Regions from separate parts of the Mus musculus genome. Here region 1 is linked to region 2. Evidence: chromatin contacts called from ENCODE Hi-C data. All regions are on one chromosome and are shown on one strand. The core of a region is the stretch at or near the end of the contact, and the rest is flanking DNA. Distances in the headings are between cores, read along the strand shown. Region 1 holds the start of Tshz3 (teashirt zinc finger family member 3). Region 2 holds the start of Dpy19l3 (dpy-19-like 3 (C. elegans)).

The links. A loop is a pair of places that touch in the nucleus more often than their neighbours do.
Region 1: a map of heart shows a loop between it and region 2 (2.9-fold over the local background). The contact joins the promoter of Tshz3 here to the promoter of Dpy19l3 in region 2. A Hi-C loop is called at or near these places in 2 of 37 maps with a recorded cell type or tissue (T-helper 2 cell and heart).

The regions. Positions count from the first base shown.
Region 1 is chr7:36,695,535-36,700,368 of GRCm38, forward strand. Tshz3 (teashirt zinc finger family member 3) reads left to right here and starts at 2,584. Exons shown (of 2, transcript NM_172298.3): 1 at 2,584-2,755. The coding sequence starts at 2,716. It overlaps Gm36722, which reads right to left and starts at 2,688. Exons shown (of 3, transcript XM_030243157.1): 1 at 323-2,688. The coding sequence starts at 2,576. The coding sequence ends at 1,329.
Region 2 is chr7:35,752,351-35,757,466 of GRCm38, forward strand. Dpy19l3 (dpy-19-like 3 (C. elegans)) reads right to left here and starts at 2,104. Exons shown (of 19, transcript NM_178704.3): 1 at 1,905-2,104; 2 at 265-406. The coding sequence starts at 367.

The DNA of each region.
Region 1 (4,834 bases), core at 1,334-3,833, 940 kb after region 2:
TGAGGACGGGCGACAGGGGAGCCGCTTGGGTCACGGCACGAGGGTATGAGGGGTGGGGGTGGGCAGCGAGAGAACGAAGGTTGAGAGAGCACCAAAAGAAAGCAAAGGGAGAGGGAAGCATCCTTTGGGCGAACTCCCGGTGCGTGGTACCCAGCGCTATGAACACGTCGCCGCCGCCGGCGTGCCTAGATGGGCTCTCCCCGCTTTGAATGTAAGCCAGACCTTCTGGGTCTGACCTCCAGGGACAACGACCCTCCTTCAGGTCAGAGGGGCGCCGCGGCCACCTGAACCGTAAGGCCAACGGCGGGGCCAGACGACTCACCGATCCCTCGCTCGCAAGAAGCTTTACGCGCCGAGGCCCGCGTCTCCACGGCCTGGAGGAGACGCTGCTTCGGCCTCTGAGGCCGCAGGCATCAGACACCCCAGGCGCACCCACCCACGGGTACGCGACACACACACAGGCAGCTCGGGAGCTCAGCCGCAGCCGGCTTCTGGCTCTCGACTCCGCCCGGGATCCACACCGGGTTAACTCAACTCTCGAGCGCCTAGGCGCTGGAGCCGGCTTTATAGCCCCGGAGGACAGCAGCCACACATCTGCATTCAGGGAGGCGTCTGGACCCAGCCCAAGCCGGCCGGCCGGGGGCGAGCGGAGACTTTTGATCTTACCGGTAGGGTGAGATCTTGGTCTCCTGGTCTATAAGAAAAAGAAAGCACGCTGTGAACTTTTAAAACAAACTTGAAAAACCAACCACAAAGAAAGCATGAAAAAGAGACAGGGCTGAATAAGAGGGAAGAGAAGAATAAGTTTAAAATAAGAGGAAGAAGAAGAAAAAAAGAAGCAAGAAAGGAAGGCCAGGGTTTGCAGCTCCCAGTGCGCTCAGGCAGCTAGTCCTGGGGCGCAGGGTGCCGGCCCTCGGGTAGACTGTGGGCCTCGGGGCTCACGTGGGTTTCAGGGTCCCAGCCGGAGCACCCAGATATAGTGCTGCTCCCGGGAGCTGGGGGCCCAGAGGCCACCCCAGCCACCGCCGCCCAGAGCCCGCTGCGCCGCGGCCGCCCCATTCCCGGCCTAAGAGCTGGCCCAGGGAGACGCAATCGAGCCCGCAGCGCATCGATGCGCCGCCGCCCGCGCCTCTCAAGCTCTGGCTGGCGCTCAGCCGCCACCGCTCGAGGGTCGCCCGCGTGAATTCCAGCCCACCCGCGCCCTCACCACCAGAGTAAGTGAGCCCACGTCGCCCTGTCGCCACCGCAGCCTTCCAGCCGCCTCCTTCCCGGGGCACATCGGCCGAGTCTGCCCGGAGCCTCTGCGACCCCAATCACTCAATCAATAATCAATCCCCTTCGTCCAGAACTGCCCCTAAGCTGGGAGCGGCTGGGGCAGTACCCTGTCCAGGGCGCACCCCGGCGGGGGATGGGCAGGGGAACCCGAGTTTCTTCTCCCTCCCCCGTTCCCGCCTTGGCAACCTCCGACGCAGTGGGTGGGGGGCGCGGCCAGTAGCCCAAGGGGGCGAGACGCGGGGTGCTGAGACGGTGATCGTCCCAAAGTCAGTAAAGGAAACTTGGAGGTGCCCCCTCCCATGCTTACCCCCGAAACAAGCCTGGGAAAGTTTGTGGCGGGGGTGGGGTGGGGGAACGGAAGGAGGTAGCCACTGTAGGTCCCAGGAGGGAAGACCCAGAGCCCACACCCATGTCAGCCCGCACATCTTCTCTCCAGGGCACCCCCGGGGCCCTGGCATCTTTGATAGGGGTACCATCCCAACTAGGGGAGCGCTCTGGGGCTGCACGCGGCGGGTGGAGAGGAGTGTGGGCCGGGAGGGGCAGCCGGGAGCAGCCCGGGGTTGAGACCGGGTGGGGAAGAGGGATGGGCGGGGGCTGTGGGCGCCCCGGGACGCGCTCCGCAGGGCGGACCCCGCGCCTTTGCGAGAGCGCTCGGGGCGGAGACGGAGGGCCAGCTCCGGGTGTCTGGACTTGGGCGGGGGGCCCTGGGCAGGCGTCCGGGCCAGGACCCAGGCTGGGGGCGCCTCCGCGGGCAGGCGAGTGACACGATCATCTCCTTTTCCTTTAAGCTTGCCTGTTGCCGACGCCGCCGCTCCAGCCGCGCCGTGGGCAGAAGACTGGACCGCTGAGCCCCGGGCCGCGGCGGCGGCGGCTGCGCCCCCCCTCCACCCCCCCCCCCCCCATGCCTTGACCTCCCTGCCTGGGGGCGGGAAGCGGGGCAGGACCGACCGGGGTCGCTCCTGGGCTCCTCCTCTCATCTCTCTGCCCGCCTTCTCCTCCTTCACTCCCCGCCCCCCAGCCCCGAACCCCGCGCACCTCGTCTGGGGACGGGGCGGGGGGGGGGCAGGGCGACCGCTCCTCCCCGCCCCCTCCTCCTCGGGCCTCTGGAGCGATTTGTCAAACTTCCCATTCCGCCGGCAGCGCGGTCCTCCTCCTCCTCCTCCTCCTCCTCTGCCTCCTCCTCCCCCTCGCGCTCCTCCTTCCCCGCGCCTCCCTTGCCCGCCCTCCTTCCCTCCGCACGTTCGGGGATCGCGGCGGAGCGCAGCGAGGGGGGGACGCGGAGAGCCGGGGCGCAGCAGCATCCTGCGGGCGGCCGCTCTCCGGGGGGGAGGCTGCGAGCAGGCCCGCCTCGCCCCCCCCCCGCCGCCCCTCCCTCCCTCGGCTCAGCCCGGCAGCGGCGGCGGCGGCGGCGGCGGCGGTGGCAGTCGCGGGAGAAGCATCATGCCGAGGAGGAAGCAGCAGGCGCCCCGGCGCGCAGCAGGTACGAGCGGCTTCCCCTTCCTCCTCCGGTCCTCCTCCTCTTCCTCTGCTCGCGCCGCGCCTCTGGGCCGCCGGCCCCCGCGTTGCTCGCCGCACTCCTCGCCTCTCTCTCATTTTCTGTCTGTCTCTGCGGGCGCTGAGTAACTCCGGGAGCCCGGCTGGCTCGGGGCTCTCCTGCCCGGGTGCGCGCGCCCCCCAGTTGCCCCGCTATGTTCTTCGCTCGACCGGCTCGCACACCCTCCTGGGGACCACCGAGCCGGCTTAGGTCCCCGCCTCTGCCGATCCGGCTGCAGCGGGGAAGGCGCTCTCCAACCCGTGCCTTTTGGTGGGGGGCGGGCGGGGTCACCTGAGTTCTCTGGGACATCTTCCGCGTTGTCCCGGGCAGTACCCGGTGACTACCGGGACCAGAGCGAGCAAGAGTGAGCTAGCGGATCCCTCTGGCCACCTTACTGCTAATTCGATTGATTCTTCATTTATTGGGCCCAAACCCGGTACAGCGGTGGAAACCAGAGCGCACTGGGTCTGGGTATTGTCAGATGACTGTCAGGTCAGTGTTGGATGCTGACATTTCCTCCATTCCTGAATGTCTTCTTACCCCCTCCCTCTCTTTCCGCTGCTGCTCCCTACCCTTTTCTAGCACTTAGTTCTGGGACATATCTGAGTACTCCCCCCTCCCTCTCTTTTTCTGCCAGGAACGTCAACTCCTGTTAGGACTGAGCTGATTTTTTTTTTTTTTTCCTTCTGGAAAAGAGATTCATTGAAAACAAAACAAAACCCACACACATAACATTATTTTGCAATAATGTCGGTTGGGGGCACGTTGGCTGGAAGAAGGGTTTCTGGCCGGTTGCCACCCTTGATTTGATGACTGATTGATCGCCCGTCATGCCTGTGCCTTTGATCTATTCATTCCCAATAAACATCAATAAATCACTTGCAATAGTGAGGCCAAGCTCCGTGACGTCAGGAGGGCCCTGTCAGTGCAACTTCAGGGATTTGGGGCGGCTTGCCGAGAGAGGACCACATATGGACGTGATGTATTTTGATATGAATAACACTCAGACGTGCAGAGGCTCAGACGCTGCCTGAAGGGGAAGGTTGCTTAGGAGTCCTTTTCTTTAATCTTCTTTCTTCTCACTTCTCTTTTGATAAAAGAGGGGAGGGCTGAGCGAAGAAGGGTCACCGAGGTAATGTTCCACGTGCTGGTGGGATACAGGCTAGTGATGGTGCTATGCAGGCTGCTGCTGCTGGTGATTGCCATCAGACCAGCGGGGCTCCCACCTCAGCTGCACTCTGGCCTTCAGTCTCTTTACCAGGGTCACAGGGAAGCAACCATAAGGTACTTCTCCCAGAAGTGTATTGGTCTGACAGTGTTGTGAAGAAACCTTAGGGGGGAGGGGGATTCAACTTGGTTTGGTGCATAGAATGAAGGCATGTTTTCCCTCTGTACTCTCAGTGTTACCCAAATTTAGAAAGTTTGAAGATCCCAACAGAGAGCTCACCTCCTCACTGATGCTGCCTGCTCATCCCACCTCCTCCTTTAAATTCCAAGCTTTTTAGCAGTGAGCTTATCTACCCAAAATAAACTCTAAAACTTTGGAGGCATCCTTTACAAAGTTGGGTAGTAGGAATGTCTTGGGCTTCTTCCAGTCTAGATTTTTTTCTTTCTTTTTCGGGTACACATTTTTTAAGGTATCCGTGCCTCCATCCAATGAAACATATGTGGTTGCATCTTTACATTTATTTTGAACTCTGTAGCTCTTCTTTACTGCTCCACCCAGCCCATAGGACAATTTTCTCAAACGTGCTGTTGGTTTGATTTTTAAAAAAATTTTTTAAATTATTTTTATTATTTTTTAAAGCAACCTGTTCACTAACCTTTTTGCACTTCTAAGCCAGCCAGGAAATCTCAGGTCAGTTAAGGAAAATTCATTATATAAAAACTTGACTGCCCGACTAATGGGAGATGGAAGAATGGCTTTGCTCTATCAAAATGACCCGTCAAAACGACTTTGTTTCATATTTGATTTAATTGTCTCTCTCCTGACAGGCACATTCATCAATAGCTTAATGGTCAATC
Region 2 (5,116 bases), core at 854-3,353:
GCATCTCTCTAAAGGACCTAATGACACTGCCACTGTAATTTAATCAACACATAACTTACCAAGGATTTCTTCTCATCAAAGCCGTTTTACTGATTACAGCTGAAAAGCCAATATAATCAGAGTACAGTCAGAATTTCTGGGTGCTGGAACAAGTGTCCTTCATACATCGCACCAATTTTTTTTTTTACCCTATTAGATCGTGACATATGTTAATACGCAGAAGGAAAAGTAATCCAAAATACTGCTTTAGTTCCAACCACCTACCAGATGGCAATTTCTTTTCCAACTTCACATCTTCTTTTGGTGATGGAAAATCCTCAGAAACTTCTATGGGTTTTGTCTCTTTTCTTTGCCGGATGTACATCATGATGTCAAAGACTCATACGCATTGTTCTTCCAACCACTCCTACAAACAACATCCAGATGAATGCCCCATGGAAATGTCAGCACCCACTTTACCCAACACACCCTTATGTGCTTAAATGGCCTGTCTTAGCCTGCTGTCCCCTGCTCAGCAGACCCTCCCAAACAAATCTTAATCAGCCTTTAAAGATACAACACAAATGTTTAACTAAACCACATTGACGAAGCACCTTTCCTCCAGCAGGCACTGCCAAGAGGGAGTGATACAGGTAGGGATACAGGTGAGCCACGTGAAGATGCCCAGGACTTCTTCCAGGAAGCCATCTTGGATGCTGCACCCTTGTGATGTTTTCCCTCCCTGATTCCGTAACACTAACTGTGGGATTTGTTGCGTGACACAGTTTTACATTATTTTCTACAGTTCCTACAGAAAGTAGTGGGTCTGATTTATTCCCACAGAACTGACCACGTGGGAGGGATTCCTAGTAAACTTGTGACAGCCAGATTTTGAAGAACTGAAACACTGTTTCTGATACCTGAATTTTAGCACCTGTGTTCTTTGAAAAAAAAAAAAAATCCCTGCTAAGCTTTATGCCTGGATGTCAAAGACAGTAAGACAGTGCGGGGCTGTGCCAGTCAGGGTGGCTGCTCTCTCTGGGGAGCAACTGTGGGTGTAGCTGCGGGAGCAGTTACCTAGTTTGGAAGCTATGAGGGGGAGGCGGGGGTGTGGTGGTGGTGAGTAAGCTGGCTTCAGTCCCCCGGGAACATCTTGCCTGGTTCCTCTGACTAATGAATAGCGTTTTACTAATTATCTATTAAAGATGAGGAGTAGCCAGACGCGATTGTTTCGGCAGCTAATCCAACCTGCACTCTAGTTACCAAAGTCTATGTTTATCTAACGGAAAGGCTCTTGCTAAATACAACAGAGGAAGCCAACACCACACAATGCTTTTGTTAAGATTCATTCATTCAAAAATGCTCAGACTGAACACAGACTCAAATGCAGTGTGCTCAAAAAGCACAAGAAACGGGGGGGGGGGGGGGAGAGAAGAAATCTTTTCAAAGTCTTGCAGCCACAGCTGGAATCCTGTCCCCTCTTGAGGAGTTATACCCTCCCTGCTAGCCCTCGGCGGGTTAGGGCTATACAGGGGGCCCACCTTACATCTACCCTGAGCCTGGTAAAGCAGAAAGTTAACAAACATGCCAGGTGCTAATTACATTTCCCGTCTGCATGGCAACAGCCTCCCCAACTAGGAAACAAAAAGTTGCTCCGGCCAGCCGGACTCAAAGCCCTGCCAGACATTAGCAAAGAGACCCTAAGGCAATTCCTGGACTACTGACCAGGACGCGCGCCACTCCCCCGCACCTGGAGCCACTCCCCTGCGCACCTGGCGAGCCCACGCGAGGACCAGGTGCTAGCCGGCCCGGGGAACCTCGCGACACTCGCTCCCGCTCTGAGACGCTCCCTCCCACGCCCCGCCCACGTGTCCCGTAGACACTGCGCGTCCAGTCCCCTCGCGGCCCGACCCCCAGCCACAGACCTGCGGCCTCAGCAGTCCTCAGGGGCGGCTCGGGTTGGCAAAGAAGCACCCCGAGCACCCAGGCCTTAGGGACGCGCCCACTTCACGGGCTACAGCGAGGTGAAGACTAGGAGGACCCAGCTGTTCCCGGCTCTGTGCGGCGCGCTGCAAGGATGGGCCTGGGGGGCGTCTACAGCCCGGGGAAGGGGCGCGCCGGGGAGGCCGGGCCGCTACCGCTGCATTCATTGGTCCCGGCAGCTGTTCGTCAACGCAAGGCCCCGCCCCCGCCTCCCGCGCTGCCCCGCCCCGTCTCGTGCGGCGCACACCGGAAGGAAGAGGTACACTTCCGCTCAGAGGGCTGTTTTGGGGGTGTTAGGCTCCGAGGCAGGTCTTAAGCTTGGCTTGTTCCTGTGTTCGGAGTCCCTGGTGCCCCGAAGAAAGGTTACCCAGTCTCGGGGGACCTTCCCAGCTCTACCTCCTGCCTCCAATGTCCGGCTATATGCACTTTCGACGTTGTTTAGTGATAAAATCCGCAGACACTTTTGGGTCTCCAAAGACATGCCTCTCAGTCCCCACACCCCCAACCCATCCACACCCATCCTCCCGCCGCCGCCGTAGTACTGCTCTGGCCTTTGTTGTTAATTCTCCTCCTTAACATGCACCTTCAGTATTGAGTCCTAGATGTTCCTCTTATCTTTAAACTGCTTGTCAGCATCTTTTCCCTCTCTTTGAGACAGGGTCTCACTTTCTAGCTCTGGCTGGCCTGAAATTGCGTGTGGACCAATTTGGCCTCACGTCTGCCTCTGCCTCCTGAGTGCTGTGACTAAAGGAAGGTGTGCGCCAGACTGAGTTTTGGTAGTGGATGGCCCACTGAGATCAGTACCTACGAAAAGGCAGCCTGTCATCTAATTCCAACAAAAATTGTTCCATACACCCTGCCTTTCTTAGCTACCTGTCCCTGATAGATCTTTTTCTCTTTTGGTTGTCGACTGTTAATACCAAGAACACACTGCTCAGAATGCTTTATTAGATAGCCCCTCACCCCACACCTACTTAAAGTGATTTGTGGAACATGTAACTGGTGTGAGGCGCATGTCCCTGAGGGGAACAGTATTCAGCTGCTGCTTCATGTCTGTAACACGAGGCAAGAACTGTCATAAGAACGTCGGGTCGTAGTGCTTCTCATAGAAAGTGGGTGCGCACTAAGAGTAAAGTCTGAGATTTAAGGTCTTAGATGGCGCTCCTGTAGTCCTGCTGAGGAAGGAGGCTGCCGCAGGAGGATGACAAGTCCAACTCTTGCCTGGGCCATATGCAGAGACATAGAGTACTGGCTTGTCACAAGCATGCAGCAAGACGATGAGTTGTAGTGAAGCACGATAGAAAGGCAAGGGAAATTATGGAGGAAGGAGAAGGAATTTCCCCCATTCCACTGCAGATCTAGATGAACCCTCGCCAGCTGCAGGCAAGGATCCCAGCACAGAATACTTGCTGTAAAGTTTGCTAACAGAAATGATGAGTTCCTCTCATGGATCTTATGTTAAACAGGGTCTGCTTTAAGGCCCGAGTGTACTTGACCTTTGGGCCTCATTCCTTTCCCCCCCAGATTGGAGTTTCAAGGGCGATGCTTACTAACCTTTATTTACACTAAAAATATCCTACCTTAGGGCTGCAGAGATGGCTCAACAGCTAAGGGCTGCTCCTCCAAAAGACCCAGGTTTGGTTCCAGAATCCATGTGGCAGCTCACAACCATCTGTAACTCCAGTTCCAGGGCATCTGATGCTCTCTTCTGGCCTCTGTGGGCATCAGACAGGCATATGGTGCACATATATACATTCGGGTAAAACACCGATACACATACAATAAAAGTCCTATAAAGAGCCTTCCTGCTCTCCTGTGATGTTGTCAGTGGCAGTGCTGACAGGTGTCCCTCGGGAATCACTCTGATGAATGAAGAAAGCAAGAGGAGGGGCTGGAGAGATGGCTCAGAGATTGAGTACTTGGTGCACCACAGTTAGGCTCCGACACCCATGTGAGTCAGTAGCTTCAGTTCCAGATGCTCCAACACCCTCTTCTGGCTCCCTGGGACCCCTCCGCCCCCCCCCCCCCACACACACACACAGACACAGACACACAAATAAAACTGGATCTTAAAGATGTAATTAGAATCATACTTAAAGTCACAGGACCCAGGTTCAGTTCCTAGCACCTACATGGTGGCTCACAACCATCTGTAACTCCCATTTCAGGAGATCTAATGCCATCTTCTGATCCCCAAGGGCGTCAAGCATGCACGGGGTATACAGACTTGCAGGCAAAACATTCATAAAAAAATATAAATAAGGGGGTGGTTGGAGAGATGTCTCAGCCGCGAAGAGCACTGGCTTCCCCTTCAGAGAACCTCCATTGGATTGCCAGTACCCACATTCTCAGTGAATCCTGTCCTCTGGGATCTGATGCCCTCTTCTGGCCTCAGTGGGCAATGCATCCATACAGTGCAGACGCAAAACATAGACATAAAAGACATTGTTAAACGTTTTTAAATAGAAGTAAGTCTTTTAAAAAGTATTAACTTGGGTGATAGCCATGGAGATGAAGAAAACGCAGCAGATCTGGGATATTTAGGTGCTCCGTGCAGCTGGAGTAGTGTGGGTGTCTGTACGGATTATGTAAGAAGAGGGAGGAAGCTCTGCGGGCTCCTAGGTTTCTGACTTGAGCAGTCAGGACCGTGGGACGCATCAAAAGAGAAAAATAAAAGCAGGCTTGAAGTGTTTAACAACTTATAGGGGAGTTGGGTTTTTTGTTTGTTTGTTTTGTTTTGTTAACATAGGCAGAGCTGGTTCTGCTCAGGAAAGCTGACCTAGAACTGCCTGATCAGCCACCGCAGGGCTGGCAGCTGGCTCTAGGCTAGTTGCTGCTCACAGGGCTCTCCCCACAGGCTGTTGGAGTAGCCTCAAGACATAACCTCTGAAACCTGGGGGTTTCCTAGGCGTCTGTGGTAGAGGGAGGGCAATGTAAAGGTGGGCTGATCACTTCATGGTGGAGACAGCAGGGGGCAGCCTTTCTCCCTTCTCACTTTCACAGGATTTGGGCTGGGGCTGGAAGCCCCAGTTCTGTATGACTGAATTGTGAGGCTAGGACACAGGGCAGTCCAGTGTCAGCCTTGGCTTCTGTTGGATTGCTCACTTAGGGGAGGATTTCAGGGTTATGTCTTGAGGCTACCCCAGCGGCCTGT